Linked DNA regions of Homo sapiens: region 1 is linked to region 2. Evidence: read pairs that join two places in POLR2A ChIA-PET (ENCODE). Cell type or tissue: MCF 10A. All regions are shown on one strand. Links, peaks and the distances in the headings refer to the core of each region. The heading gives the core; the rest is flanking DNA.

Region 1 (15,959 bases), core at 5,877-10,876, 81 kb after region 2:
AGGCTGTATATGCAAACTGGAATCAAGGTGCTGACAGCCTGATACAATCACCTGCAATATTTGTGTGAGCCTGACAAAATAGATTCTCCCACAGACAGTGTAGCAATTGGCAGCTTTTTTCATCATTTTTATTACAGAACAAATTGCCTTCCAACTGGCTCAATCTTTCTTCAAACATGTTTACTTTAACAGGGTAATAGTCACATCTTGCTCTGTCCATAGAGTTGTTCTTCTTTCTGATGATTCTGAATAGCTCTGTTTTGATTCACAAGTTTATAATTTAACTCCCAGAAGACAACTTTATTTCAAGTTGTACCTCTTCTAAGTACACATGCACAAACATAGTACCAACCACAAGTAAAACAAAGATTCCTTAAATATAAATAAATCTTACTGCCTTGAATCACAGAAGTCTAAAGTAAAAACTGAACTTTATATGGTATAAAGTATACCATAATCAGGTATAGTTTAAAGACCAATACAATCAAGACTAAGAATTTGCTACATCAAAGCTACAATAAGATATGATCTTATTGTTAAAACAGCTTTTATCAAAAAGACAGGCAATAACAGATGCTGGCAAGGCTGTGGAGAAAGGGGAACCCTTGTACACTGTTGGTGGGAATGTAAATTAGTACAGCCATTATGGAGAACAGTACAGAGGTTCCTCAAAAAACGAAAAAGAGAACTACCATATGATCCAGCAATCCTGTTACTGGATATATATCCAAAAGAAATGAAATCAGTATTTCGAAGAAATATCTGCACTCCCATGTTTACTGCAGCACTATTCACGATAACCAAGATATGGATTCAACCTAAGTATCCATCAACAGATGAATGGATACAGAAAACGTGGTATCTATAAACAATAGAATATTATTCAGCCATGCAAATGAATGAAATCTGTCATTTTCAACAACATGGATGGAACTGGAGGACATTATGTTAAGTGAAATAAGCCAGGCACAGAAAGACAACTATAGCATATTTTCACTCATTATGTGGGAGCTTAAAAAACAAAACAAAACAAAACTGATCTCATGGAGACAGAGAGAAGAATGATGGTTACCAGAGGCTGGGAAGGGTACTGGGGAAGGGGGATATAAAGAGGGTTTGATTAATGGGTACAAAAATACCTTCAGATAAAAGGAATAAGACCTAGTGCTTGGAAGCACAACAGGACAACTATAGTTAACAATAATTTATTGTGTATTTCAAAATAACTAGAAAAGCAGAACTGGTATGTACCTAATACAAAGAAATTATAAATGCTTGAAGTGATGGATGTCCCAATTATCCTGATTTGATCATTACACATTGTACATTTGTATCTGAATATCACATGGACCCCTATAAATGTACTATTATGTACACATAATAAAATTTTTTAAAAAAACTAAGAATTTGCTAATAATATTTAATTTGTTGGCTTGTCTGAAATATCCTAGAAGGAGCAAGGAAATGAAGAGAGCCTCTATACTCATAAAATTTGTATTAGATTCATAGACTATACAAGGAATTATTAGGTCCATAAACTCAACAATGAAGCACATGAAAGAGGGAAAAGTATATGAAACAGGCAGTCCTTCACATGAAGGTAATCTATGTTGTTGAATACTCACTGTGGCATTCTTAATTTTTTCAAGCTGCCAAAATACCATCTGCAATAGATAATACCACCCACATCATTCAAAATCCTTCCCTGCCCTGACAGCCTTGGGCGTCCCATTGGGATCTCTGCCGAGCCAGCTGCCCAATCCCTGAGAGTTTCTACCTAGTCAGCCAATTTCTTCTTCAGGTACCAGGATGTGGGTGTTCAGATATATTGTGCATTTAAAAAAATAAGAAGGTTTTGGTGAGCTAGTCTGAAAAACCAATATTTCAAATATCATCTCTGTGACAAAGAGTCTGAAACTCTAAATCATCAACTTATATTTGAATTTCTGGAACTCATCCAATTCAGGAGCTTATCTATATAAATATATCCAGTCTGAAGAAAACAAGCCCCACTATTCTTGTGTTATAACTATGAATGTTTATAGACAGTTAACATTCACTTAACAAATAAATTTCAAAATTTCAGATCTAGCTACTTTGGAAAAGGCTGCAAAAGTGTAAGTTAAATGAACAGTATGCTGAAAAAAATGTTCTTGTTTGAGCACTAACACAATTCAGAGGCCCAATGTATCTGATGTATCTCTCTATGGAATCAACATGTAGGAATTCAAATATAAAATTGTGAGGAATCCAGTTGACTAAAAAGATTCAGTTTTAGAGATTCTCTGGCTTTACCTTGTTCTACTTTATAATAATCCTAGATGGTTTGCTTATGAGGTATTAAAGGAGCCAATTTCCATTTGGACTCATCACCTGTGACAGACATTTTGGGGGGGGTCTGACTTTAAAACCAGGTGGCATTAGAATTCCCCTTGCCTATGATAGGAAAGTACATTATTAACCTGCCACCTCTCTGTAACCCTCCAAATCAGTCCAGGCAAAGCTCCTTTCTCCTTCACTTACTCATAACTGGCCACTGTCCAAGAGCTAGTTTTAAAACCTCAAAAACTATACACGGTTTTTATTAAGAAGCTGTATTTGCTTCTTGCTGTGAATGTTTATACAATTAATACATACTTTGAATTTTTTATCTCTACAAAATAAAAAATAAAAGCCAGGCATGGTGGCATGCACCTGTAGTCCTAGCTACTTAGGAGGCTGAGGTAGGAGGATCACTTGTGCCCAGGAGTTTGAGGCTGTCGTGTGCCATGACTGTGCCTATAGATAGCCACTGAGCTCCAGCCCGGGCAACACAGCAAGATCCTGACTCTAAAAACAAAAATATATATATTTTTATTTTTTAAAGCTTTCAGTCAGCAACTTTAAGAATGCCTACAAGTTTATTTACTTATTGCATGAAATTTATTAATTTCTAGATTGAAATACTGTTAAATATTTAAAATTCGAAATATTTGGTTGTTATAGTATCCCCAAGCAGAAGGTTATATATTAGTTCTTAAGACACCAAACAAGTGATCTAGCAGAACAGTTTAATGACTTAGGCATAGTTAAATCAGGAAATTAAGAACTGTCAAATATCCAAACCTGACCAAAAACAAGCAATGGGGAAAGGATTCCCTATTCAATAAATGGTGCTGGGATAACTAGCTAGCCATATGCAGAAGATTGAAACTGGACCCCTACCCCACGCCAACCTCCTTAAACCACATACAAAAATTAAGTCCAGATGAATTAAAGACTTAAATGTAAAATCCAAAACTATAAAAACCCTGGAAGACAACTTATGCAATACCATTATAGACATAAGAACAGGCAAAGATTTCATGACAAAGGCACCAAAAGCAATTGCAACAAAACCAAAAATTGACAAATGGGATCTAATTAAACTAAAGAGCTTCTGCACAGCAAAGGAAACTATCAACAAAGTGAACAGACAACCTACAGAATGGGAGAAAATTTTTGCAAACGAAGCATCTGACAAAGGTTTAATATCCAGCATATATAAGGAACTTAAACAAATTTACAAGAAAAAAGCAAACAACCCCATGAAAAAATGTGCAAAGGAGATGAACACTTTTCAAAAGAAGACATAAATGTGGCCAAGAATCATATGAAAAAAAGCTCAACATCACTGATCATTAGAGAAATGCAAATCAAAACCACAAGGAGATACCATTTCAAGCGTCAGAATGCGTATTATTAAAAAGTCAAAAAAAAATACATGTTGGAGAGGCTGCAGAGAAAAAGGAACACTTAACACACTGTTGGTGGGAGTGTAAATTAGTTCAACCATTGTGGAAGACAGTATGGCAATTCCTCAAAGACCTAAAAACAGAAATACCATTTGACCCATCAATCCCACTACTGGGTATACACCTAAAGGAATATAAATCCTTGTGTTATAAGACACATGCATGCATATGTTCACTGCAGCACTGTTCACAAGAGCAAAGACATGGAATCAACCTAAATGCCCATCAAATGATAGACTGGATAAAGAAAATGTGGGTCCATATATACCGTGTGAATACTACACAGCCATAAAAAAGAAGATCATGTCCTCTGTGGAAACATGGATGGAGCTGGAGGCCATTATCCTCAGCAAACTCACACAGGAACAGAAAAGCAAATTCCGCACGTTCTCACTTGTAAGTGGGAGCTAAATGATGAGAGCACATGGACACAAAGAGGGGAACAATACACATTGGAGCCTACCAGAGGGTGGAGAGTAGGAGGAAGGAGAGGATCAGAAAAAATAACTAATGAGTACTAGGCTTAATACCTGAGTAACAAAATATCTGTAGAACAAACCCCCATGACACAAGTTTACCTATATAACAAACCTGCACATGTACCCCTCAACTTAAAAGTTAAAAAAATTGTTAAATATCACAATACACAAGAAGACTGTATTCTAGATATATTACACAAAAAGTAAACATACAGAATACTAAGACTGTGTGTAAATATATTATTATATGGTCAAATATATTTGTGATTTTCAAATTGAAAGCCAGAAGCTTTAAGATTTATGGATATTTAAAGGCACTCATATTAAACATAAACAATTATAGAATATAAGATAGTGGAGCAGGTATGAAAAACAAACCCATATACTTTTAGTCACAAATTTTGAATGAGAACACTTTCTATTTCTTAAATAACTAAACTTGAAGTAGATAATGCAAAGTAGCCAATTCAATTTCATAATGCAAAAAGGTTAGGATATAATCAACAAATACATTTATTATGCCAAGTAACTGCTTAAAACCACTTTCACATTTCATCAGCAAATGAATGGCAAAAAGTGCTCTATTGTCAACCCTGTAATAGGGTGGCTGAAGCACCACCATACTAGAAAAAGTGAAGGAAAGGGAAGAATTGAGAGACTGATTCTTAGATCAACTTGCAAAACACTACCAAAAGTAATATGCTCATTTCAATGTTAAATTCTACCCCTCCCAACATTTTTGTTACCTGAGGAGAAAGCTCAGATAAGTGCTGCTATATCTACTAAGTTTTTCATAGAACCTTTTTATTTAACCAATAATTCTTAGCTCAAAGAAATCAGTGACTATTACTATTAGTAGGCTGTAAGCTCCATTTCTGTTCATTCACTGCTATATCTCTAATTCCTAACACAGTACCTCGCACATAATTGATGCTCAAAATATATGTTGAATTTAGCCAATCTTTCAATTGGCTATAGTGTTTACTGGTACCCTTTCTACACATTTTATTTCAGGCCAAAATTTATATTTAAAAAAAATGAAATTTCTCTTAAGCTTTTGAAGTCTGTTTCTTTATAAAATTTTGAAAACAACTTTCATTTTTCCTTCATTTTATTCTATTCATTGGTTAGGACAGAACTACTTGATTTTTCCCCCCCAAGTCTATTCCAAAGTATGCCAAGGCTACATTTAAAATCTTTCCTAGGTTTTGGAATATCTAGAGATTTTGGTCAGGAAAGAATGGTACAGTCTAAAACACCAGACCTAAAAAAATACCAGTTCGCTCCAGAGCTCACAGACTAAATTTGTATATGGGAGGAAAGACAGAGACACATATGCACTGCATAGGTAGAGTTTTGGGTTTCTCTTAATGACTTTTTTCTCCCATTAGGCATCTATTTACTATTGAATAAACTTTTATTCTCCCTACTCCTCATATATGTTCCCTTCATTTACTCTATACTCTTAAACAAAAAGAAAAAAGTTGCAATTTCAACCATGCTTACTTACTTTTGAAAATGGCCATTATGAACATTACATTTTACTTAGGCTTAACCCAAAAGATTTTATTTCAATGCAGCAGTTCTCAAACTGTGGTCCAAAGAATCTTGTACAGTAGGAGAAGTGGAAGAGCCTTTGAAATCCTTTTAGATTAACAAAGTAAAAACTATTTTCATGGTAACACTAAGTATCTGTTTTTTTGTTTGTTTGTTTTTGTTTTTTTTTCTTTTTTTTTTTGAGACAGAGTCTCACTCTGTCTCCAAGGCTGGAGTGCAGTGGCACAATCTCGGCTCACTACAACTTTCGCCTCCTGGGTTCAAGCGATTCTCCTGCCTCAGCCTCCCGAGTAGCTAGGATTTCAGGTGTGCACCACCACACCCAGCTAATTTTTTTTTTTCTTTTTTTTTTTCTTTTAGTAGAGATGGGGTTTCACCATGTTGGCCAGGCTGGTCTCAAACTTGGGATCTCAGGTGATCTGCCTACCTCGGCCTCCCAAAGTGCTGGGATTACAGGTGTGAGCCACTGTGCCTGGCCATATCTGCCTTTTTCATTCCCATTCTCTCCAGTATAGCAGCAGAGTTTTCCAGAGGACACAAGACGTGCCATATCACAATAAACTGAATGAAGAAGCAGATGTGAGAATTCCTTGTCATGAAGCCTGATATTAAAGAGTTTGTAAAAATCCTGAAAATGCCACTCTTGTCACTAAATATTTTGTCTTAGAAAATTTACTTTTCATTTAAAAGTTGTCAACATAATTATATTTATGTTTAACAAAATAAATTAAAAATTATAAATTCTGTTTTAATTTATGACAAATATGGATAGATATAACCCAAGTAAAGAAAAACTCTTTGAAGTCCTCAGTAATTTTTTGAAGTGTAAAGAAGTCTTGAGATCACAGAATTTGAGAACCACTGCATTAATGCACTAGTAAAAATAGAGAAAACAATGTCCTTCCCTCCTTTTAAATTATACTTGAAACATGAAATTCATAAAATGTAAGTTAATTCTAACTTAAAATATTATTTTAAACCATTGGACTTACCATTATAGGTTATTCGTGGCTTTGTTAAACACATTACAAGATGCAAATCCATTTCATCTGAGGATACAAATTTTGAGCATACAGGGCACTTAAATCCTAAAAAACAAAAGAAACTCAAGTTACTTAACTATTCTGAATATCCAGCTATGGCTTTTAAAAAGCATGGAAAATCAAAAAGCGTTTGAAACTTCAATATTACACTTACTGCATTACACTGTTTATGTGCAACTCAAGTCAGGAAAATTTTGTGATTATAATATCTGACTTTTGTATCAGTTTATGAAGATGATCTCCTCATCAAACAAAACAAGTTAAAATGAGAGGGATGCAGTCCACTACAAACTCCTGTATCTCTCTCTGATGTACTGGTCCAGGTATTCTCGTTTTTAATTTTTTACATTAACCTGTACTCATGATTTCATGTTATTACAAGCTTTGTAATCTGACTACTCTTGTGGAAATTACCTTTACCAACTTGGTATAGTACACTGTGAGTCACAAGTTTTATAGCTAAACAGCACCTTAGACACTATTCTACCTCAATAACCTTAAAATTTTATCTGATGCAGAACGTGAAGCCTTTCAGAACAGCAAAAACAGGTCTAGAATCTAAGACTCCTGACTTCTACTTTAATGGTCTTTCTGCCACACCATGGCACTGAAGTCATAATGAAAACAGAAACTAGCATCAGATCGGGGTACAGGTTTTTGCAGTCAATTTTTGACACTTAAAAATTAGCTAGTTTCCTACATTATTCAATCTGCACTACTAAGTATTTGCCTGAAGTACTCCATTAAAAATAAACTAGCATAATAAAATAGGGACTATTTGATGTATTCAGCTCTGTTCTGCCCCCTCACTTACCAAGGTGAAGTGTCCCATCCCTGCCTTCTTGCTGCTAAGACAGTCCTCAGATATACCATGTTCCCCTGCTGTCCTACTGCTCCCTCCCCTGACACCACTAAGCTGTTTGGAAACCTGAACCCAGATAGCCAACTTATAGTTTGGCTAGGCACAAATCAGAAGTGGAACAAAAAGATGGCATAGGCCAATCAATTTTTTTTTTTTTTGGAAATATGATTAAGAAACAGTGAGAGACTATATTGGCCAGCAGTAAAGAGCTTAAGCAGAAAGGTCAAAAGTAAGTAAAAGAGAGACAGTGGTGTCCATGACGGCTCAGGTGTAAGCTGAACTTACGAGAGAACAGAAACTATAGGCAAGCACAAGAAAGAAGGCCACATGAAGCTAGAGTGTAGACAGGAACAGAAGCACTGTGAGAGACAACTAATAAGATGGGTGGTGAAAGAGACGTTTTGGCAGCTCTCTAGTTCCAACACATGTGTTCTCACAGGAACTGTCCTCCCTTCACTGTGATGTGAAACTCACTGCAACCAAATGAGTGAGGCTAGAATTATACCTCATGCCGAACTTTATAAGGATTGGGAAAAAGATTTTGGCACAGCTAATCCTCCAGGTATTCAATTTCCTAAATGAAATATATGATTTTGTACAATGTTTTTCAAACTGTAGTACATGCATTTTAAAAGAAAGGAATAAAGGTATGTTTACTTCAACTTCTTGAAAACCACCAAAAAGAGAAAGAAAAAAAACAGGAAGGAGGATTCGATTAAAACAAGTTTGTCCAACGCATGGCCTAATGTGGCCCAACACAAATTCATAAACTTCCTTAAAACATTATGAGATTTTTTGCAGTTTTTTTTTTTAGCTGATCAGCTATTGTTAGTGTATTTTATGTGTGGCCCACAGAAGCCAAAAGATTAGACACCCCTAAAAATGAAACTATAAAAAATGTGGCCCAAGGAAGCCAAAAGATTAGACACCCCTAAAAATGAAACTACAAAAAAACTATAATGGCCAAACACAGGCTACATCGAATACTGTGAAACTGATCAACCATGGGGAGAAAGCAGAGATCCTAAAACTGCAACCAGATTTTAAGCATCAACTAAAGAATTCTTGCCTTGAAACTTAAAAAATTTGCTTCCCTGAAGTTAAACTTAGCATAAACGAGGGCAAGAGGCAACTGATTTGAAACATCAGAATCATCTGGGTACTGGCAAACAAACTTAAACAAAAGTGCAATACTGTGAACCTAAAAAGCCTCACTTGAGAGCCATCCAACTGCCTACAAAGTAGAGCCTAAGGGGAAAAACAGTACGTACAAAGAACCACCTGGATTTCTAGTTAAATACAGTGAATTAAACACATGTTTCTCTCTCCTCCCCTCCAAAACCTACTAAAATGAAAATAAATAATATTTAATAAAAATGAGTTAAAGAACTTGAGAGAAGTCGGCAGCAAATGAGAAAAAAAAAATAGATGAAAGCATCAACGGCACGGAGCAAACACAGATCCTGAGTGTCTGCACAAGTAAGCCAATTCTCACTAAATAATTCCCAAAGGACTCAGGCATCTGGAGCTCCATGACTTCCCAACACAGTAGTGATACATGAGGCTAAAATCTAGACTGACTGAAAGACTGAATAAAAAACAGATCCCGAGGTCCCCAATCCATTACATACAGCCAAGCAAATACCATACCCCCACTAGAGCATGAGAATGGAGATTTACTGTGGGGAAAACAACAACAACAACAACAAAGAATATTCGGAATTGAGAATACCAGGCACGGCAACGGGCAGGGAAGAAAATAGAAGAATAAAGATCTCCGAACTGAAAAAGGCCCCACTCCATAGCCTCCATCTCTACTAAGAAATTGGTAGATTCTTCTCTTAAATCAAAAGGTCTCACAGAATGATACATCAAAATCCTTGACTATTAATAAGCCTTATCTTTGCACATAAAGCTTCCAATCAGTTTTTTAAGGCAGCTCTAAGGCATTATGCAACAAAAGAAAAAAAATGTATCATGGTTAAACACATCAGAAGCAAATTCCAAAGACAAATAATGAATTTAAAATATTTGCAATGTATATCAAAAACAAAAGGACAATATCCTTAATATACAAATGCTCCTTGACTTAGGATGGTAAATTGAAAATATCTTCAGTTGAAAATGCATACACCTAAACTACCAAACATCGTAGCTTAGGCTAGCCTACCTTAAATGTGCTCAGAACCCTTTCAATACCGTATTCAATAAATTACATGAGATATTTGGCTCAGCACCACCGAGTTTCATTATGAATATTGCTAGCCCTGAAAAATATTGAAATTCAAAGTATAGTTTCTACAGAATGCATATCACCTCCACACCATTATAAAGTCAAAAATCCTAAGTTAAACATCTATGTAAAGCACTCTTAAAACTGTATACATATATATGATATGCATGTGGGTACTACTAGTATGTATTTACATATTTACTTAACCACAGCCTGTCCATTTCTAAATTCTTTGTTTTGATTCATCCTTGATTCATCTCTCTCTGTATAGTTATCTTTCTATATACCTGAGTAGATTTATTTATAAATGTATGTATCGATAAATTATTTATATAGAGAAATTTCTCTATGTATATATAGAAAGATCTGTATAGAGATCTACATATATAACATATATAGATAATTATTTGGGACACATGGCAGAGGGGTCTTCAGAGCTCTTGGAAAAAAATGGGACTCAAGAAGTGTATTATCTTTAAATACTCAGACTCAGGACTCAACCAACAGATGAATCAAAACAAAGAATTCGTGGTTAAATAAATATATAAACTCACGGACACACAGGTAGTACACACATGCACGATTCTATTTAAAAATAAAAATATGTGTAAACAACTATAGGAATTATCTCTACAAAACAGTACTAAATATTACAAATGTAAACAGTGTGAAAATGATCAAACTAACAAAAACTGGGATGGGAACAGCAGGATCATCTTGGTGTATAAAAGGCCAAGAGAGACTGTGATGAAGAGAGTCAACAGTAGAGATGAACCAGATCATTCTGCTCTTGTTAAACAGAGAAGAAAACATATAGACAATGAATCACTAGTGTCATTAATCCTTCTCTTCTACCCAAAGAACTTTTAGATGGTCACCAGTATCCTACTAAGGTGTCATCTTTCTCCAGGAATCTTTCTCTAAGTGCTCTACCCCAAGGTCAACTTGATCATTCCCTCCCTTTGTATTTCTTCCATACCTGGACAATACTTCAATGCAGCACATGGCCCTGTGTTTATTTACATGTCAATCTCCTTATTATCCTTAATAGTCAGGTGAAAATACAGAAATGTGAGGCCCAATAGACCTGGTAAAAATCCTGTTTCTATTACATACAGACTAGGTGACCCAGGGAAGGCACTTCAGCCCTCCAGGCCTGACTTCTTCCCTGTAAACACTGATACTACTACTTACACATTAGAAATTTGGTGAGAATTAAAGATTATAATGTATATATAATGCCTGCAACATAGTAAGTATTCAGTAAACAGTGGCTATCATTTATTGAAATTTTCCCCTCTACACTTTTCAGACAACTCTTATTCTTTGTAAATTCTTAAAACAGTACAGTTCTTGCCCAGGAGTTTGAGGCTGCAGTGAACTATGATCCTACCACTGCACTACAGCCCGGGCAACAGGGTAAGACTCTGTCTCTAAAAATAAAGAGTACAGTTCTAAAACGACATTTTTTTTTTTTTTTGAGACGGAGTTTCGCTCTTTCACCCAGGCTGGAGTGAAGTGGCGCAATCTTGGCTCACTGCAACCTCCACCCCCTGGGTTCAAGTGATTCTCTTGCCTCAGCCTCCCGAGTAGCTGGGATTACAGGCACGCACCACCACACCCAGCTAATTTTTGTATTTTTAGTAGAGATGGGGTTTTGCCATGTTGGCCAGGTTCGTCTTGAACTCCTGACCTCAGGTGATCCGTCCGCCTCAGCCTCCCAAAGTGCTGGGATTGCAGGCGTGAGCCAACACACCCAGCCTCTATAATGACATTCTTTAATAATAAAATCCAGATTCCTATTAAGAAAAACTTTCTGTAACTACTCAATGACACATACTGCTGCATCAAAGTTACTTTACCAAATGCTTTTCCATTGTTGATGACTAAGGCAAAAAGATTTTTCTTTGTATCTCCAGTGGCCCAACCCTACTTTTAACTCAGTATTTGTACATTGTTTCCTCCTAGAAACCAACCACAAACAAAAAGGGACTGATCCTAAACCTGAGACTGGTGAATACACCAATTGGCAGGAAAAATACAGGTGAGATTTTTGGGTTTTTTGTTGGTAGAAAAATTACTCCAACCACCAAGTCAGATCTGTTAGGCATGACAGAAGATGAAGGCCCTATTATGAGATTTACATACCAAATCATTATTCTACAACTGCAAACAGGTCATCTAAATGCAACTTTCTTAGTTATGAGAGTTCCCAATAACCACAAACAAAATAAAGACACCAGCAAAAATCACCCAGAAGAACTGATCCTCTCAATCACTATATCCAAAGAGAAATAAAGGTAACCAGGGACTACATTAGAGACAGATGAGATGCCAGATGTTTGGACTCTTCTATTTTAACCTTTATAATAATCCAAATATTCTGCCCCTCCCCCAGATGTCATGAACCTCCCTCCTATGTCATCGACCTCACTGGCTATAAATGTTCTCTATCCAAAGCCGGCACTCCAAGTTTCCCCAAAATCAAAACCATTCCTTTATACTGTCCCTAAAACAAAGCTCCACTCCATCTGATCTCAATTAGGTAATCTGACTAATTTATTTCCAGAAGGCAATAATCAATAGGCTTAACACTCCCCTACGTAGAAATGCAATGAATATGACAAACAATGGAATGAATCAGTGACAGAGGAATGGGTTCAGGAGATTTTTACAGCAAGTAACCTCCATCTGCTACACCAGGCCATACAAAGCTCTTCAGGTAATACAAAACAGAAGCTGTCATTCCATCTCTGATAACAGAACTAAAGAATATTAACCATAAGGAACCTACACTCTCTCTGTTTAAACTGCTCACTTAAAGAGAATATAGGTCTAAGTGGAAAGACATCAAAAGTGCCAGAACTCAGCTCTTCTGATTCCTAGGCTTTGAGCTTTCTGTCACAGCATCCTGGCTGTTGGCCCTCTTTTGCATTACTGAATGCATGCAAGCAACCCCATGCCACCATTCCCTGTACAAGGCTTTCCCACTATTTCCCACTATGAGCCTAATACAAATTTGGTGTTGCCATTTAATTATTTTCCTCCAATAGAACATACCCATTACATCTCCATGCCTTTGCTCTTGATTAAGCCAATATTTTCATCCTACTTTACTAAAAATTTACTCCCATCCCTTCAAGCCCAGATCAAGTCTCACCATCTCAATGAAATCTTTTAGAGAACTCAAAAGCAAAATGTCCTTCTCTGTCCTACTGAATTCCTTTTACTGATAACACTCATTTGACATATCATGTGTAATACTACTTCTGTGTAGATCTTATCTCCCAAATTTGATACCTGTGGGGCAGAAATTGCATATTATTCTGCGTGTTACATCTGATCACTCTGTCCAAGCACCCAGCTAGACCTACAGTCAACACTTAATAAATATCCAAATAAATACGGAAATGAACTATACAGTTGGCCTCAGTTCTAGAGGCAAGAATGGCACAATTAAAGGCAGATTAGGAAATTCTAATTACTGGTGATTATAACCACAATTATAAGCACTGCTTGCAGGAATGCACTGCATTTTTTTTCAAATTCCGTTCAAAGGTAAAATTGTTTTAAACATGCCAGTAAAAAAAAGGGGGGGCAAATAAATCAACTTCCATAAGCAAAGAACTTTAGACTATATAAAACATAAGCGCAGCAAAAGGCCTGGAGTCTAAACTGAAAAGATGAACTTATCTCATTTACTGGTAGGATCTGTTCTGAGTCTGGCAAATACAGAATTATCTGTTATGAAAAATTTCCCAGAAAATGCAAGCTAACTAACTTCTATAACCACAGGCAGGATCAGTTGCAGATGACCTAACTTCTCTCTAAATTATCACGGTTTTCTAATAGGTAAACTTTCTGCTATAAAGGAAAAGTTGCTCAAGAGGCCAAAGAGGAAACACCTAAGTAAAATCTATACACTTAAAAATGACAGCGACTTAATAAAGGACAAAAATATCTGAAATAAAATTAAAATAGCAGGACAGCAAATGTTCCAATAACACAATATAGCAGAATACATTCTGAAACAAGTTAGCAGGAAACGTTTTAACCTTGTTCAACAAGCGTTTTACCAGGCTAAATAGCTAAATGTCTAATTAATCCTCTGATAAATCCTCCAAAGCAATCCTTGATGAACCTATAAAACATCAGTATACAACAATTTGTATAACAGACATTCTTGAATAGCTTAGTTCACATCAGGACCATATATTCAGTCCACTAGGGAAAATCATTACTTCCTACTATCTACTGGTTTATGACAATTCTTTTTTTTTTTTTTTTTTTTTTTTTTTTTTTTGAGATGGAGTTTCGCTCTTGTTGCCCAGGCTGGAGTACAGTGGTGCAATCTTGACTCACCACAACCTCCGCTTCCCAGGTTCAAGCAGTTCTCCTGCCTCAGCATCCCAAGTAGCTGGGATTACAGGGATGCACCACCAAGCCCAGCTAATTTTGTATTTTTAGTAGAGATGGAGTTTCTCCATGTTGGTCAGGCTGGTCTCCAACTCCCAACCTCAGGTGATCTGCCCGCCTTGGCCTCCCAAAGTGCTGGGATTACAGGTGTGAGCCACAGCGCCTAGTCTGACAATTCTTTTACTTTATTTTTTTCATATATTCTCTTTGGAAAGAACATGAATGAAGCAATTTTAAGTGAAAATTATGATCTATTTTTTGTAGCCCCAAAGTCATTAGTGTGCCTCTCATGACACACACTATCACTCAAATATTTGAATGAATGAAAAGCTATCCAAAGCAGTTTTTTATGTTAGATATCAGTATGCTGTAATGACTCATTAAATGTCTTACAAGGATTCTTTAAGTATGCCCTGTAGGCGTCTTTATACCCAACCCCCCCCCCCCCGCCCCACCTTTTTCTTTAGTTAGGGACAAAAAACAAACTTAATTATGGGATCAGACATTTTTAAGTTTCACACTGTGTACCTAACAAATGCCCTCCGTGTTGTCCAAAAAGAGTTACACTTCTCCATGTTCACTGTAATTACTCCCAAGCCAGGTAGACTCAACTTTGTGAGAATGCAAATGCACTCTAAGGGAACATCCACTCTAATCTCCTTTTACAGGTAAGAAAACTCAGTGAGGTAAAAATTCTTGACAAAACTCATAAAACTAGTCAGGACTAGGGCCAGAACTAGGACTCTTTTCACTACACTCTGCAGTCCACTCATCTCTCTACCAGATCTCTCTCATAGCATTTATAACCAATTAAACGATTTACAATATCTTGTACATAAAAATGTTACAACCATGCAACAATCATAGGGGGTCTATTTTGAGATTTCCAAGGGATTATTTCGTGTGAATAGTGGCAAAAAACAAACAAATACCAAAATACCAAAACAAAACACCAATGGAATGAATGGCTAAGATAAGAACAGACACTTAGGTACCATGAGCAAATCAAAATCCATACTGGGACCAAGTCTTGGATATCTTAACAAATACACTTCCCATAGGCCAGGCGTGGTGGCTCACACCTGTAATCCCAGCACTTTGGGAGGCTGAGGTGGGCAGATCACAATGTCAGGAGATCGAGACCATCCTGGCTAACATGGTGAAACCCCATCTCTACTAAAAATACAAAAAATTAGCCAGACATGGTGGCAGGCGACTGTAGTCCCAGCTACTCAGGAGGCTGAGGCAGGAGAATGGTGTGAACCCAGGAGGCAGAGCTTGCAGTGAGCCAAGTTTGTGTCACTGCACTCCAGCCTGGGTGACAGAATGAGACTGTCTCCAAAAAAAAAAAATACATACATACATATATACATATATATATATATATTTCCCATATTTGGAAAACTATGCAGAAACCCAGAGCGATAAAGTACTTGAGATTTAATAATTCCCCCATAACAAGTGAAAAAATTGGACAGCTATTGTTGAAGTCATAAAATGCAAGAAAAGCAGGCACACATTTTTATGTCTTTGGCATATTCACACTCTTAAAAATAACACTGCAGAGATGCCCCCTTTTTTCCCTTTTTTGCTTTT
Region 2 (15,959 bases), core at 6,076-11,075:
TCCTATTGATGTGTCCAGGGAGGACTGGCCTGGTGCCTAAGGCCATCAGCTGCATCCTAAGCACACTGACGTTTCCTGGAGCCAGTAAGCTCATCACCTGCTGAACAGCTGTGGGGACAGCTCACCTGCCCACTGCTGCTTTCAGATTCCCAACTGGATATTCACTAGGTGATGTGTAAGATCTTCCTTCTGCTGAGAAAATGCACTTAGCTTGTTTCCAATTCACTTTCCCAGGAGAACTCACGGGTGATGAAGACTCTTCCACTTGAATCCTCTAGTCCATTGCTTCTCATTATCACCCCTGTAAGGAGACATTTTAGATATTTTCCCCAATCTCTCTCCCATCTTGAAATTTTAATACCACTGATATACTGTGTTTCTGTTTATGTACAACTGCAACCCTCTGAAGGCCACAAACCATCGAATAACTAAGTTCCTTTTTGTCTCCCAAGAATTAATTTTGCCCCTGTGGGGATGATAAAGCTCTTACTGAAAATCTCATCAAACCCTAGATAAGTCTTCTCATGCTTGTTGTCTCCAAGAACCCTTCTATCACCCTCTCTTTCTGTGTAGAGCGATTTGCTTTCTGCACATTATTCAACTTTCAATACATCTTAATAGTTATAAATTTAACATTCTTATTCTCTTTTCACTCTATCCTAAAGACAGTTTTATCTATGTGCAAGAACTGTGCTTATATTAGGAAAAGCAGTGCTGTTTGTGAAAGGGGAACAGGCCCTCCTAGCAGGGACAGTTGTTGCCTGAAGCCTTCTGGTCCCAGTTGCTTCAGAGATGAATTTCTGCAACATGTCCCGAATTACTGCCACCTGGCCTTTGGGGAGAACTTGAGGCTAACTTTGGCTTTGCTGCTGTGCAAACTTCCCTTTCTCACTTTCCAGTTCCCCCTCCCTAACTCCCCCTCTAAGAGACCCAGTGATACCCAGAATTCCCTTTTAAAATAGAACCCAGGCCTCTGCCACTCCGGGCTGCCTACTTCCCACATCAGCCCACCCCATGCATCATTGCTGAGCTTCGCTAGGTGTTGGGGACATCAGACTCATTCAGGCAATTCAGAATAAAACGCAACTGTCTCACAGGACTACCCATGTCAGATAGTTTAATATCAGAAGAGGAGCTGGCTGATCCAAAAACTCTACTTAGAAACACAAAGGATGAGAAACTTCAGGTCAAGATAATCTTCATTTCTCCTCAATTGTCTTCCCCACAGTTCCAGAATCATTCCAGGGTATGGTTGGCATTTCTGAAAGGGTTTGATCCCTGCAACACCTTAAGCAGAGCTCAAAGTCCATCTACTTTCTATCTATCCAACCATCCATTTGTTTCACAAATAAATACTGAACATCTGCTTTAGGCCAGGTACTGTGCTGGCTGATAGGAAATGGTTAGTGTCATGTCTGGACTTTTTACCCTACTTGCAAGTTAGTAAGTTAGACTGTTACTGTTTTGTGGATGCTGGCACAGGACGCAAGCCTCCTGGGTCAGAAGCACAGGACTTTATGATCGACAGAACAGTAGACAACATGAGCACGAGCATGTCTGCATCAGCCCCTGTGCCCCGTAGCCCACGAAGACAGTGTGCTGGGGCACAGGTGGATGCTACACATACAGTGGCTTTGCATGGCAGCTGAAGAACACTGAGCTTGAGGAGCCTGCCATTTTATAGCAAGCAGTAGCAAGTCTGCTCTCCGAACTGGAGGGAGCTACTACTTTATCCTCAAGGTTGTCTGCTGCGAACATAATGTCTGCTGAGAAGCAGTCTGAGTAGAGTGGTCAGGGCCTCGCCTTGTGTGCTTACCCAGCAAGAATGTGCTGGATGCTCAGGACTCAGGGCAGATCACCTCTCTCAACAGTGAACTAAAAACACGCAGAGAGCCTACACTCGCAGCACATACGGTCTAGTGGGGAAGATGGATATATTTATTCAAACCACCAAGTGGGTAACTGCCAAACTGCAACCATGATGAGTGCCCAAGGAAAGGTGCAAGGGCTTTCAGGGCCTATCATAGGCGTACCGTTCTCCCTTGAAATCAAGGACACAATCTGCAGGGAGGACAGTGAGGTTCAGTAAATGAACAGCATGGGCCAAGGCCCCATGGCTCCGAGGAGCCTGGCCATGAAAACTGGATCATAGAACTCAAGGAGGAGCACAGCACAGGTGGAGCTGGGAAATACAAGGTAAGGGCCCACCCCAAGACAGGCCAGTGTTTCTTAAACTGTATACTGTGACCTGCTAGGAGGTTGTGAAAGCAATGGGGTGTACGCCCAACCTCTGTTTTTAAAAAATGAAACAGAATAGAATATCAGAGTCCACCACAGAGTAGCACCAAGAAGCAGTGAAAAGCACGGGTCTGGACCCAGACTGCCACTCATTAACTGTACAACCTCAGACAAGCAACTGAACCTCTCTGTGCCCAAGTGGCTTCAGCTTTAAAGTGGTCATAAGAACATGTGCATCGCATGGGTTCTTACAGGGACTAGATGAGTTACTATTCACAGCACAGCAAGAACAGTGTCTGGCAATCAGTAACTGCCATGCAAGTATTTGTTAATCAAATAAAGGGTAAGTATTGTCTTGTGACACTTTTATAAAATATACATCAAGTGTACTGAGTTTCAATATAAACTGTCTTTATTGCGAGTAAAGGTCAAAAAAGTTTAAGAATTTTGGTCTTTCACAGAAATCTGAAGCCCCTGAAAGATTTCATCAGAGAGGAGTGGCACCAACAGGTTTACATTCCGAAAAGATGGCTTTGGCTGCAGTATGAAGTTGAGGACCTTATGAGACAACCAGCTGGGAGGCTCTCGCAGAAGTTGAGGCAGAGATGATGGTGGCTCATGGGCAGCACTAAGAAATAGCCACAGGGACCCATAGGCACTGATATTGCATGCAGAGATCTTGAGAGCTGTTTTGTGCATTCTGTGGCTAGGTCGCCGATTAGTGGAGAAAATTTTGTGATGGCATCTGAATCTACCTGGAACATCAGTGCCTATATTGGTCACAGCTTCTCTGGTGGCAAATAACAACATCCTTCTCTGGGTATCTTAAGCAAATGGGGGCATTTATAGGATAAATCCACTGGGGGCTAGCACACCAGCATGGAAAATGTGGTGGGGGGGGCAGGAACCAAGATAGTTCTGGAAGGCTAAGAAATACAGGAAGCAGGATCAACACCACCAGTACTCCACTGATACATTCATGAATGACTTCTAATAGTACCGTCTTGGTTTTACTCTTAATATTCAAAGTTCTTGGCAGACACAGCCAATCAACCAAGGTCAGGTCACAGGCAATGCCTTAGCTGACAGGAGACAGAGAGAGGGAGGATGTTAGCCCCTTTGTCTTTCATAGTGGGAGCTGGGGCAGTCACCCACCCAGATGACTCACAGTGGGAGATTTTCCCAGAATAGAAAGGGGCACCACCGGAATGGGTGAAGGATGGCACAGGGGGCACTGATGGTACAGGGAGTCAAGAATGATTCACGGGCTTTTGGATTGTGGGGTCATTTTGAAACTACTAGAAAAGAACTGGATTTTGTTTGGAGGGAAGGGTGAATGAGGAGGAAGCACAGGGCCGGTGTGGACATAAATTGAGTTTGAGGTGCATGTGAGATAAACAACTGGAGATACACAGGGCTGGGGCATAACAGAGGCCTGAGGTAGAGAAACAAGTTTGGGACTCAACAGGATATAGATAGTATTGAAGACATGGTCAAAGATGAGGCCAACCTAGGGCAAGAGTAGAGTGAGAAAAGACCAAGCACGAAGTCTTGAGGAATTCTGTCACTTAAAGACAAGGTAAAGGAGGATGAGTCTTCAAAGGAAACTAAGACAAGGCCAGAAAGGTTGAAGGAAAAGCAGACGGATGGTGGCGTGGTGTTGAGAAGAAGTCAACCACCAGTAAGAAAGTTTCATGCTCATGGATTTAGTGACAGGAAGGTCATGGGTCACCCTCATAAGAGCTGTTTTCATAAATTAATGCAAGGAAGCCAGACTGAAAAGGATTGAGAAATAACTGGAAGATGAGGATATCCTTCAAGAAATACAATGTGGGCTGGGGCACAGTGGCTTATGTCTGTAATCCTGGCACTTTGCGGGGCTGAGGCCCGTGGATCACCTGAGGTCAGGAGCTTGACACCAGCAAGACCAACACAGTGAAACCCCGTCTCTACTAAAAATATAAAAATTGGCCAGGTGTGGTTGTGGATGCCTGTAATCCCAGCTACTCAGGAGGCTGAGGCAGGAGAATCGCTTGAACCTGGGAGGCAGAGGTTGCAGTGACCAAGATCACGCTATTGCACTCCAGCCTGGGTGACAGAGCAAGACTCCATCTCAAAAAAAAAAAAAAAAAAAAAGGAAAGAAAGAAATATGATATGGAAGGGACAGGATATGACAGTAGCTCAAGAGGGTTATGGAGTCTAGGGAGGGTTACTGCAACTGCATCTGACTTAAAACAAAGGGAGCTCAATGTTAATGGCAAAGATGAAACTGGGTTCATTTCTTTAATTCCCAATTCTACTAACCTAAATGTATGATGTATTGGTAATTATTTTATTCTCATATATAGACCTGAAAAGTAAAAAATAAACGATTACATTATTAAATAGAACTTGATTCAGGGATTATGAAAACAGTCTCAGAGTGGGACTCTGGTATTAAATATGTGACTAATATGTTGTATATACGTAAATGATTTGCCTAACTCTTGTACATATGGCAGATTTTTGCAGTAAATAGTCCCCAATAAATCATACTCCCCTCTACGCAGGTGACTCACTAAATAATGGCACATCGGCAAACACGATGCAAGCAGGAGCTTGAGACATACTTGCAGATTGGGGCTTGCCCTCTCTTGCTGCTGGGAACACTTCCACCAACATGTGAAAAATCTCAGGCAGGCCTGCTGGAGACACACAGTCCAGCCAGCACCTATTTCCAGACATGTGAGTGAGGCAATGCTGGACCAACTAGCCCCCAGCTTCCCACCTGCTCACTGTAGCCGCATGAACAAGTAGGGGCAAGAGCCCAAATTTCTGACTCACAGAATCATGAGTTAATTTAAGACTGTGGTTTTAAGTCGCTAAATGTTGGGGGTAGTTTGTTACCCAGTAAAAGATAATTGAAACAGTACATAAAAGTTAAGGAAGGCTAACTGCTGTAATAATAAATAGAATGCTAAATATACAACGGCTTAAATACAATAGAAGTTTATCTCTTGCTCATGTGAACAGTCCAAAGAGGTTTCAGATTGGTGGCAGGCGGCTCTGTCCCATACAGTCACTCAGAGACTCAGGATGTCCGTCTGTCATCGCCAATGTGTGGTTCCCAAGGTCACCTTGGGCATCATCAGCCAGACGGCAAAAGCAGAGAGAGCAAAAAGGACAGCAAATGGGAAGTTTTATTGGGCCCAGCCAAGAAACATGACATGTCTCCTACTCATATTCCATAGGCTAGAACCCAATCACGGGACCAAGGCTAAGTGCCATGAAGGAGTAGTTGCGCGCCTAGGAAGATGAGGAAACAATATGATGAACAGCAGGCACCACAGAATTGTACTGGCTTTTTTAGAAAATAAAAATCACGTTTGTCAGATGCAGCATGGCATAGTGGGAACAGGCTGAGGGCCAGAAAGATCTGCGTGAGATTTTGGTTCCACACTTGTTAAGTGTTTAACCTGGGAATATTACCTAATCCAGTTAGACCTTCATTTCTTTATCTACAAGATAGGGAAATACTTTTTTCATTGGGTTGTTGTGAAATTGGTGTAGTTTAATCTCTACACGTGGTAGAGTGCCGGGTACATGATCGGTGTTCGATAAACGGTAGCTACTGGCATTAACTAAATTGAATGGTATGATAAACAAATCAAAAAATATGGAGGGAAGAGTAACACTAAGCTGTCCAGATAGCAGTAGTATTAGCCATGATGCTTCCAAATTAAAATTACTGAAGTCCAATTAGCCAGGCTTGGTGGCGGGCACCTATAGTCCCAGCTACTTGGGAGGCTGAGGCAGGAGAATGGCATGAACCCAGGAGGCAGAGCTTGCAGTGAGCCGAGATCGTGCCACTGCACTCCAGCCTGGGCGACAGAGCAAGACTGTCTCAAAAAAAATTACTGAAGTCCAACTCAGTGTAATACAAAAAGAAGGGATTAGAATGATACAAAGAGATGAGGTGACTCTCAACATCAAAGGGAGACCTGTGGACTGGAACCCCTTTCAGGACTTCAGAGACTCAGTCTTTTGTTTTGTTTTTCGTGTTCTATGTCCACTTATATTCTTTGCTTCATTCTCCCCAGTTATAGACACACCTTTTGCCTCCACAACTGCTAATTTTAAAATGTGCGATAATGGTATTGTAGTTATGTTTTTAAAGAGTCCCTTTCTTGAAATACACATTGAAGCAGTTATGGATGAAATGATATCAAGGTTTTGCTTTAAATACATTTTAATATATTTGGGGATGCAGATGACATCCCCAAATATATTAAATTTGGGGATGAGTGCAGATGACAAGATTGGCCATGGGTTGGTCATTGCTGAAGTTAGGGGATGGGTGGGGCATTTCACTACATAGCCCTCTGTAGGGTTCTGCATCTGCGGATTCAAATCAGATCAAAAGTGTAGTTAGGTCTATGATGGTTGTGTCTGTACTGAGCATGTACAGATTTTTTTTTCTTGTCATTATTCCTTAAACAACACAGTATGACAACTATTTACATAGCATTTACATTGTATTAGGTACTACAAGTAATCTAGAGATGATTTAAAGTATGTGGGAGGATGTGCATGGGTTATATGCAAATACTGTGCCATTTTATAGCAGGGACTTAAGTGTCGGCAGGCTTTGGTATTCACAGGGGGTCCTCAGACCAATCCCTCACAGATACTGAGGAATGACTGAACCATCCTCTCTACTTTCATATATATTTGAAATTACCCATTAAAAAATAAAAACAAAGGCCCAACACTCATCTCGTCTTGGCTTAGCAATTCAAGAAAAGAAACAAATCGGGTTGGTCCATCTTATGTTAATTTTTTAGCTGTGATTTTCTGCCTTGGTGAAAGCTTTATGTAGTTAAAAGGAAGAGTGATCAGCATTTTCATCCATTTGGGTATGAACTTTCTGGACTTTAAGAGAAATGGGTAAAATGATATACATAAATCAGGACTTGACAGGGTTGAACTCACTACAATCTTTTCATGACCACTTTGCTAGAACACTTTTCCCATTTTTCTTACATCACCTTATGAGAGGCAGAGCTATTCTGGCAGTGTTTTCCTCAAGCACCATTGTATTTAATAGAGTCTCAGGAGAGACAAGTTCAGAGAAAAAGGCACAAGGACTGCAAAAGTTATGGATCTATTTTCTAGTGATGTAGATAATAAGCTTTCAGAATAGTCATGTGTATACTGAAGGTATCTAGTCAGAATGCCCAATACATCAGAGATCTTCTGGCCAGCGGCGCAAAAGAAAAGGATAAAGAGGTTGAGAACTAGTTACTATTGTTTTCTCATGTGATATATTTTCTAAAGAGAAAAAAGCTCTGTTTCTCTTTATTACACTCAAGGTGTGCATAGGTTTTGTAATCGTGTTGCTTGAACTGGTTGATCTCATGTATTATGTTGATCACATAAAAAATAAGGATCAAGGGGAAGAAGGTATTGATAACCTTAGAAATAAAGCCTAGGGGCTGGGTACGGTGTCTCACGCCTGTAATCCCAGCACTTTGGGAGGCCAAGGCAGGCAGATCATGAGGTCAGAAGTTCAAGACCAGTCTGGGCAACATAGTGAAACCCCATCTCTACTAAAAATACAAAAAATTAGCCAGGTGTGGTGGTGTGCGCTTGTAATCCCAGCTACTCAGGAGGCTGAGACAGGAGAATCGCATGAACCTAGGAGGTGAAGGTTGCAGTGAGCCGAGACAGTGCCACTGCACCTGGGTGACACAGCGAGACTCCATCTCAGAAAAGAAATAAAAATAAAAATAAAAAAAGCCTAGGGATATAGGGAGCCAGAATTCCTTGGCTATAACCTAGTCTTTGGTCTTTGGCAAAAAAAAAAAGTATATTTGGAATTTAACTTTAACTTTTATAATTAGACATCTTTGCTAATCAGTCTCATTTGTTATATCCAAATCAGACTTTTAATTTTCACAGATATGCCAAATTGTCTGTTCCAAAGATGGGCATCACAATACATCCCATTCCATGTGCTTCTCTTGCTATGTAACACTGACACTCCTTCCAACAGGTGGTAGAAGTCTGTCTTCTCCCCGTGCTCCTAGGAAGACCTTCATGTCCTCCTTGACCAACAGGGGATGGTGGAAGTGACTCTGTGTGACTTGTGAGACAAGATTCTAAAAGTCATGCACTTCTGCCTTGTTCTCTTGGGATAACTGCTCTTGGAACCCAGCCATTGCAGTGAGGAAGTCAAATAGCTCCATGGACATGCCATGTGTAGGTGTTCTGGCAAACAGCCCCAGGTGAGGTTCCAACTGACAGCCAACGTCAACCACCTGACGAGAATGAGTCTTCCAGCCTTGATCTGCTGAGTCATCGCCAACTCCAGCCAATACTGTAAGGAGCAAAGATGAGCTGTTCTGCCAATTGTAGCCCAAATTGCAGATTTTTGAATAAAATAAATGACTGTTATCATTGTAAGCCACTAAGTTAGGAGTGCTTTGTTATGCAGCAAAAAATAATTAGAAGAACAAATATGACATTATTAAATTAGTAATGCTTTTGACTTTTAGTACACGGGGGAATAGATAAGTAAAATGTTGAATAAATATGAATAAAGTGGAATATTTCTGAAGCAGTCAGAGGGATGAATTAGCCATACATGCAGCAACATAAGTCAATCTTAATACACAGTGAAGAACTAATCATCAGAATGCTATACAGACAATATATTAGGCCGATTTTGCACTGCTATAAAAAAATACCTGAGACTGAGAAAAAAAAAAAAAACCTGAGAAGAGGTTTAATTGGCTCACAGTTCTGCAGGTTGTACAGGAAGCATGGTGCTGGCATCTGCTTAGCTTCTGGAGAGGCGTCAGGGAACTTTTACTCATGGCAGCAGGCAAAGCAGGAGCAGGCATGTCACATGGTGAAAACAGGAGCAACAGAGGGCGAGGGGAAAGATGCCTCACACCTTTAAACAGCCAGATCTTGCTAGAAGTACCGCAAAGACAGCGCCAAGGGGATAATGCTAAACCATCCAAGAGAACTCTGCTCCCATGATCCAGTCACCTCCCATTAGGCTCTACCTCCAACAAAGGGAATTACAATTCAACATGAGGTTTAGAGGATACAACATCCAAACTATATCAGACAATAACCATTTATAAACATGTAAAAAAAAACTAAAAGAAATCTTAGGTATTTTTGAAAGATTCATAAAAATCTAATTCAATGTACAGAAGGTAGATCAGAAGGACATATATTAAATACACTAGGGTATGTAGTTAAATAACTATAGGATTGGGAATGGGAATAAAGGGAGAAAATTTTAAAAAAGTCAAAAACAAGAGAGTGTTATGTAATTTCCAGACTTGATTCCCATTTCCTTCTAAGTCACACAGCTAAAATCTATTTCCCAGCCTTCTGTGCAGTTAGGTGTGGCCATATGATTTAGCTCTAACTATTGGAATGTGGGCAAAAGAGATGTAAGTTATCTCTAAGCCAAGCCCCTCAGCAAGGAAAAAATGGCCTTGGCAACTAATAAATAGATACCAAGATGGACCACATCCTATCCTGGGTCATGTAAAACAAACCTTCACAAATTTAAAAGGACTGAAATCATAAAAAATATATTATCTGTTCATAATGAATCTAACTAGAAATCAATAATAACAGAAAGATACCAGGAAAATCACAAAACAATTAGAAATTAAACAACCCACTTTTAAATACTCCAATGGTCAAAGAGAAAGTCTCAAAGGAAATGTAAAAATACACTGAAGGGAATGAAAATACAACATATAAAAATCTTTGGGATGCAGTTAAAGCAGTTTCACTTTTAGAGAAATTTATAAATTTAACACTAAATGCTTATATTGGAAGATGGTCTCAGATCCAAAACAAAGCTTCCACCTCAAGAAACTACAAGCGGAAGAGCAAAATAAACCCAAAGCAAGTAGGAGGAAGGAATAAACGTAAGAGTAAAAAGTCAATGAAATTGAAAACAGAAAAACAATAGAGAAAAATGAAAGCAAAAGTTTATTCTTTGAAAAGATCAATAACATTGATCAACCTCAAGCAAGGCTGACAAAAGGTGGGGAGAAGAAGAGAAGAGGGAAGGAGAGAGGAGAGGAGAGGAGGGGAGACAGGAAGTTAAGAAGGGGGAAAGTGCAAGAAAGACATAAATGATCAATATTGGTAATGAAAGAAGGAATACTATTACAGACCCAGCAGACATTACAGGATAATAAAGGAATACAACAAACAACTCTATGCACATAAATTTGACAATTTAGATGATATGGACCAATTCCAAACTATAAAAACACCCAAGATAACAGATAACTTGAATAGTCTCATAACTACTAAAAAAATTGAATTAACAGTTTAAAACCTTTTGATAAAGAAATCTCCAGGCCCAGATGGTATCACTGCTGAACTGTAACAAACATTAAAAGAATAAGTAACAGTAACTTTATACCATCTCTTCTGGGAAACAGGGAAGGGAACAACTAATAAGTGAGTTAGCAGGGTTGCAGGATACAAAGTTCACACACACACATACACACAAATGGAACTTATTTCTATACACTAGCAACAAATGTATTGAAACTGAAATTAGAAACACAAAACCCTTTATACAGCTGCTCCAAAAAAATAACTTCAATCTAAATTGAACAAACTATGCATAGGATTTGTACGGAGAAAATTACACAACTCTCATGAAGAAAATCTTAAAAAGACCTAAGTCAATACAGAAACAAACTGTGCTTATGGATTGAAAGATGATTCAACATATTGAAGATGTCAATTCCCCTCAAGTTGATCCAGAGGCTTAATACCACTTTCATCAAAACCTCAGAAGGAGTTTTTGTAGATATGAGAAAATTTTCAAATTTACATGAAAGCATAAAAAACACAAAAGAAAGTAAAGCTGGTGGAATCACAATATTCAGTCTTCTAATACTATACAGTGATAGCAGTTAAGGCAATGAAGTCCTGGTGGAGGGACAGATATGCAGATCAAAGGAACAGAATAGTGTGTCCAGAAATAGACCCATGCAACTGTGGCCAACTGATTTTAACAAAAGGGCAAATCCAATTCAAAGGAGAAAAGATTTTTTCAACAAATGGTGTTAGAGTAACTGCACATTCTTGGTCATAAAAACAAACCTAAACCTAAACCTCACACCTAATACGAACATTAACTCAAGATGGATCACAGATCCAAATGTGAAGAGTGAAACCATAAATCTTTTAATAGGCTAGGATTAGGTGGAGTTCTTAGACATGATGCTAAAATCATGACCATAAAAGAAAAACATCAATAAAGTAGACTTTATCAAAACCAAATCCTTTTGCTCTGAGAAGGGCCACGTTAAGAGGATGAAAATACAAGGTATAGACTGGGAGAAAATATTTCCAATTCGCAGTTCGGACAAGGACCTTATATCCAGAATATATAAATAACTCTAAATACAACAGTAAGAAAACAAAAAATCCAATTAGAAAATGTACAAAACCAGACACTTTACTAAAGAGGATATTCAAATGGCATGTGGTATTCAATGTTAAACACAGATGTTTAACATTGTAGCTACTAAAAAATGCAAATTAAAGTCATGGTGATATACCACTATACACCTATTAGAATAATATGTATAAATAATGCCCAAAACTCCACAATGCTGTTAGTGAGGATGTAGAACAACTAGAACTCTCATATCCTGATGGTGGGAATATAAAACGCTACTCTGAAAAAGATTTTGGCAGTTTCTTATAAAGTTAAACACAGACTTGCCATAAGTCTGCTGGGTATTTATCCTACAGAAATAAAAACACATTTCCATACAAAAATCTACACAAATGGTTATAGCAACTTTATTTATAATAGCTGAAAGCTAGAAATAACCACAATGTCCTACAATAAGTGAATGGATAAGCAGTGGTTCGTCCACACAATGGAATACTACTCAGCAATAAAAAAGAAGAAACTACTGATGCATGTGACAAGCTGAAGGACTCTCAAGGATACTTGCTGAGTACAAAAAAAAAAAAGCCAATTTTAAAAGGCTATGTACTGCATGATGCCATTTACCTAACACTATTGAAATGGCCAAATGATAGTGACGGAGAACACATCAGTGGTTGCTGGGGGTCACATCTGTGAAGGTATGATTATAAAACTGTAGCATAAGAGACTTTGTGGTGATAGGATATTCTGTATACTGATTATGGCAGTAGTTACCATGCATCTATAACATAACTAAATTTCATATAAATATACACTGGAAAAAGACATGTAACAAAATTCGAATAAAGTCTGCAGTGTAGTTAACAGCATTAATCAATGCCCATTACTTAGTACTGATAATGTATCAAGGTTACCTAAGATCTTGTCATTGGGGCATCTGGGGAATCCTGGGTGAAGACACACAGGAATTGGTGGTATTGGCTTTTGCAATTCTTCATGAGTATAAAATTTATTTTAAAATACAGCTTAAAAAATTGGTATGAAGAGGCTTCTAAATATAATCCAGACTTTTACCCTTCCCTAGAAGACTGCATTTAGGCCAATAAAATAAGAAATACTTAAAATCTGCCTCACTTGCTGATCCACCCAAATACTGTTCCACACTTTTCTGTTTGTATCTCTCGTCTTCCCTCCTCCTCCTCCAGCCTCTGAAATATACAGTCTAACTCAAAGTCCCTTAAAATGGCAGTCTCCATACGAAGAAGACCCAAATACTTCCCAATATGTCCATGTCTAACGCAGGCTGTATTCAGAACTTTGTGCCACTGCTAAGGATTCCCGAATCCTGTCCCAGCCCACCCACTCCACAACCTTCTTGACCTCTGTCAAGCAGCTCATCTTTTTGTGGGTCTAGGATACAAAAACTTCATATTGTGAATTTAAAAAGTCACTGGAAAATGGTTCCATTCTAGTCAAGAAGAGAAAGAACCAGAAGCCTCTGAGTGATTATAAAAGGGGTCACCAAACGGGTACTGTAGCATCCAAATTCCAACGATCCACTTAGCCCAAGAAGATAAGTATCTTTAATAGTAGGACAGAAACAAACTCTTCAAATTGACATGGGTAATACTATAAATCCCACAATTGTATTTAAAAGATTCAATTTTTCAGAACTGTAACATTTTCAGGTGGTAGGTTAGCTTTTGCCCTGTCTGACCTTCCCATAGCTGGCTCTCATTTTCTGCCTTCTACTTCTCTGTCTCCTGCTCTTAGAAAAACATGTGAATTAATAAAAAAGTATTATGATGTTATTTACATACTCATACAGTCCAGATAAAATTCAAACGAGTTTTTAAAAATTGTCAAGTTTTACTGGCACTGGTTCTTTAAATTTTTCTTCCTAAAACTAATATAGGAGAAAAAAGTTAACTGTTAGTTTGAATAATGGTCTTGGTTACTAGGTTGGAAGATACAAAAAGCAGGAAACTTAAAACCTTTTGACATGATTTAAAATTTTGGTTTATGAATACATAGTTTCATCATGTATCAAAATTAGAATGAATTCTATTAAAAGAGTTCATGTAACATTTATGATCATATCCCTTTGGACAAATTGAAATGATTTTAGTTTAAAAAACAGCTCTATATTGTCTTATTGACTTTATCATCATGTAAAAATGTTAGTACAAAGTGCTAGTTTGTATGAGAATTGGATTTAATGTTTTTAGGATTTAAAATCTCTAAAATTCTTGCACTGGTTTATGGGTCAAATAGATTTAATCATGTGAAATTCTTATTAATGCTGCAAACCATAAAGACTTAATATGAGCTTTAGTTTCCAGATCCACAGTTAACTTTACAAGTTTAGACTAATATTAAATAGAGTTAATAAACAATGTTTAGATACTTTGACAATTTCTAAGTAAGAAAAATATACAAAACTGGTCAGGAAACCTGGTTTTATACTTGTCCCCTTTATTTTAAAGGATGAGTAAAGAGAAACCAAGTGCAATTGCCTTTGGATAATATTAATTTATTTTTACTATCTTAAGATTTATAAGATGTAAAATGTATACTAATGGAGAAAAAAACTAGTTTTTGGTGTATGTATTCCAGTTCTCTGTGTTTAGAGGAAATGAGTTATTTTCATTGAGGTAGTAACTGACAAAACAGTTAAGATAATAACATAGTTATAAAATAATACATGAGATATGTATCTCATGAGATAACAAACGTGGCTTATCTGTTTATTAGAGAAACAATTTGATTAAGATGGTAAATTCAGTAATATATATTGTTTTACTTAATATGTTCATAAAGGTAATTGTATTTTAAACCTGAATTAAGACTTCAAATTTATTACATATTTAAATATTACATTAAACAAATATTTAGGAAGGTACATTCATGGAAGAAAAATCCTTCAGAGCAAATCATTATTTGGATGATAGAACAAAACAGTCAAATTCAAATTAGTATACTCTTCCTGTAAAATGACCAATCTCATTCTATCCCCAAAGAGTTTCTTTTCAAAAATAAAAGTGTGAAATCTCTAGCACACTCTTCAATCATTTTAACATAAAGTTTTTTTGAAAAAATTAAATTTCTTATCACCATCATTCTTACTGTTGCTATGTGTTCATGATATTGTAAAAATTTTCTGCAGTTAGTACTTCTTACTTATGTTCATATTTTGTCTGCTTGTTAACTCTTATTTTGCCTTTTCCAACTTGAGAATAATAAAATTGCCAATGTGTGGTTTACAACTAAATGTTCTTCAGGTATCCTAGAATGGCCACAAGGCAACCCTGAGATTTGCCTCTTGATAGCCTTGGGTGTGATGGCATATATGAAAACAGTCTTCAATTATTACTACTCTATTTAGCTAACCTCAACTTTTCTAAGACTTTTTTTTTTTAAATAATCATAACACACTTCTCAGACTTTTCTGTGAAAATAAACAAACATACCAGAAGCCATTTTTTATACAGAGGGTGGGGGGGTGTGGGGTGGGGAGGAAGCTACGAAATAATTAGGTTTTTTTTTGGCATTTCCAAATTTTAATTACCTTAAAACTTATGAAAAAAGTCTTTTTAGTTGTCTAAACATAGAATAATAAAATCTGAGAAATCACATGAGAAATTTTAAACAATCATTTAATATCAGAAAATAAAAACCCCTTTGAGTCTTGATGAAATGGACCTTTTCAGGAGATCTGAAGCTCTTGAGTCTTAAAAATCTCTGGGAGGAGATGATCAGATAGATGAAGGCCGCTATAACCCAAGACCCTCAGATTGAAGAGATGGTGACACAAAGTAGTTGGCGTCTACCCAACACGGAAGAACAAGATTACTTTTCTGATAGCTCTGCTTTTCTTTATTTTTCCCACCTTATTGCTGATCTTTATGTTATTGTACTGTGGTGCCCCCTAGCAAGCACCGAAAGGCCTCGCAGATTGTGTTTACATGTTCTCACTGTTATAATTTGATTCTCCCATGATCCTTCTACGCCATGTAAAAAAGGCAAATTCTCGTTTGTTCTTCTCAGTCTATAGCTCCTGCTCTACAAATCTAAATCAATTGTTGCTGGATTTTTTGATTGTTTGTTTGTTTGTTTTAAGACAGAGTCTTGCTCTGTCACCCAGGCTGGAGTGCATTAGCACAATCTCGGCTCGCTGCAACCTTTGCCTCCTGGGTTCAAGTGATTCTCCTGCCTCAGCCTCCCGAGTAGCTGGTATTACAGGTGCCCGCCACCACGCCCAGCTAATTTTTGTATTTTTAG

The links. ChIA-PET counts read pairs that join two places held together with the same protein. Peaks named below come from ENCODE experiments on the same cell type or tissue, not always from the same donor. Only the 100,000 strongest peaks of a DNase experiment are listed, where the experiment ranks them.
Region 1: POLR2A ChIA-PET joins it to region 2 with 15 read pairs; 2 of 35 experiments call an interaction of 5 or more read pairs at or near these places.

The regions. Positions count from the first base shown.
Region 1 is chr7:30,314,580-30,330,538 of GRCh38, reverse strand. It overlaps ZNRF2 (zinc and ring finger 2), which reads right to left. Exons shown (of 5, transcript NM_147128.4): 2 at 6,802-6,897. Among named protein-coding and RNA genes, the nearest start is that of MIR550B1, 33 kb to the right of the region's middle. RefSeq lists an enhancer at 7,741-7,790 and a silencer at 11,530-11,698. In MCF 10A, for the core only: no CTCF peak of the experiment used is centred there; a DNase peak (open chromatin) is centred at 8,118.
Region 2 is chr7:30,396,240-30,412,198 of GRCh38, reverse strand. LINC01176 (long intergenic non-protein coding RNA 1176) reads right to left here. Exons shown (of 3, transcript NR_108081.1): 2 at 9,177-9,287; 3 at 8,144-8,597. Among named protein-coding and RNA genes, the nearest start is that of LINC01176, 13 kb to the right of the region's middle. In MCF 10A, for the core only: no CTCF peak of the experiment used is centred there; a DNase peak (open chromatin) is centred at 8,508.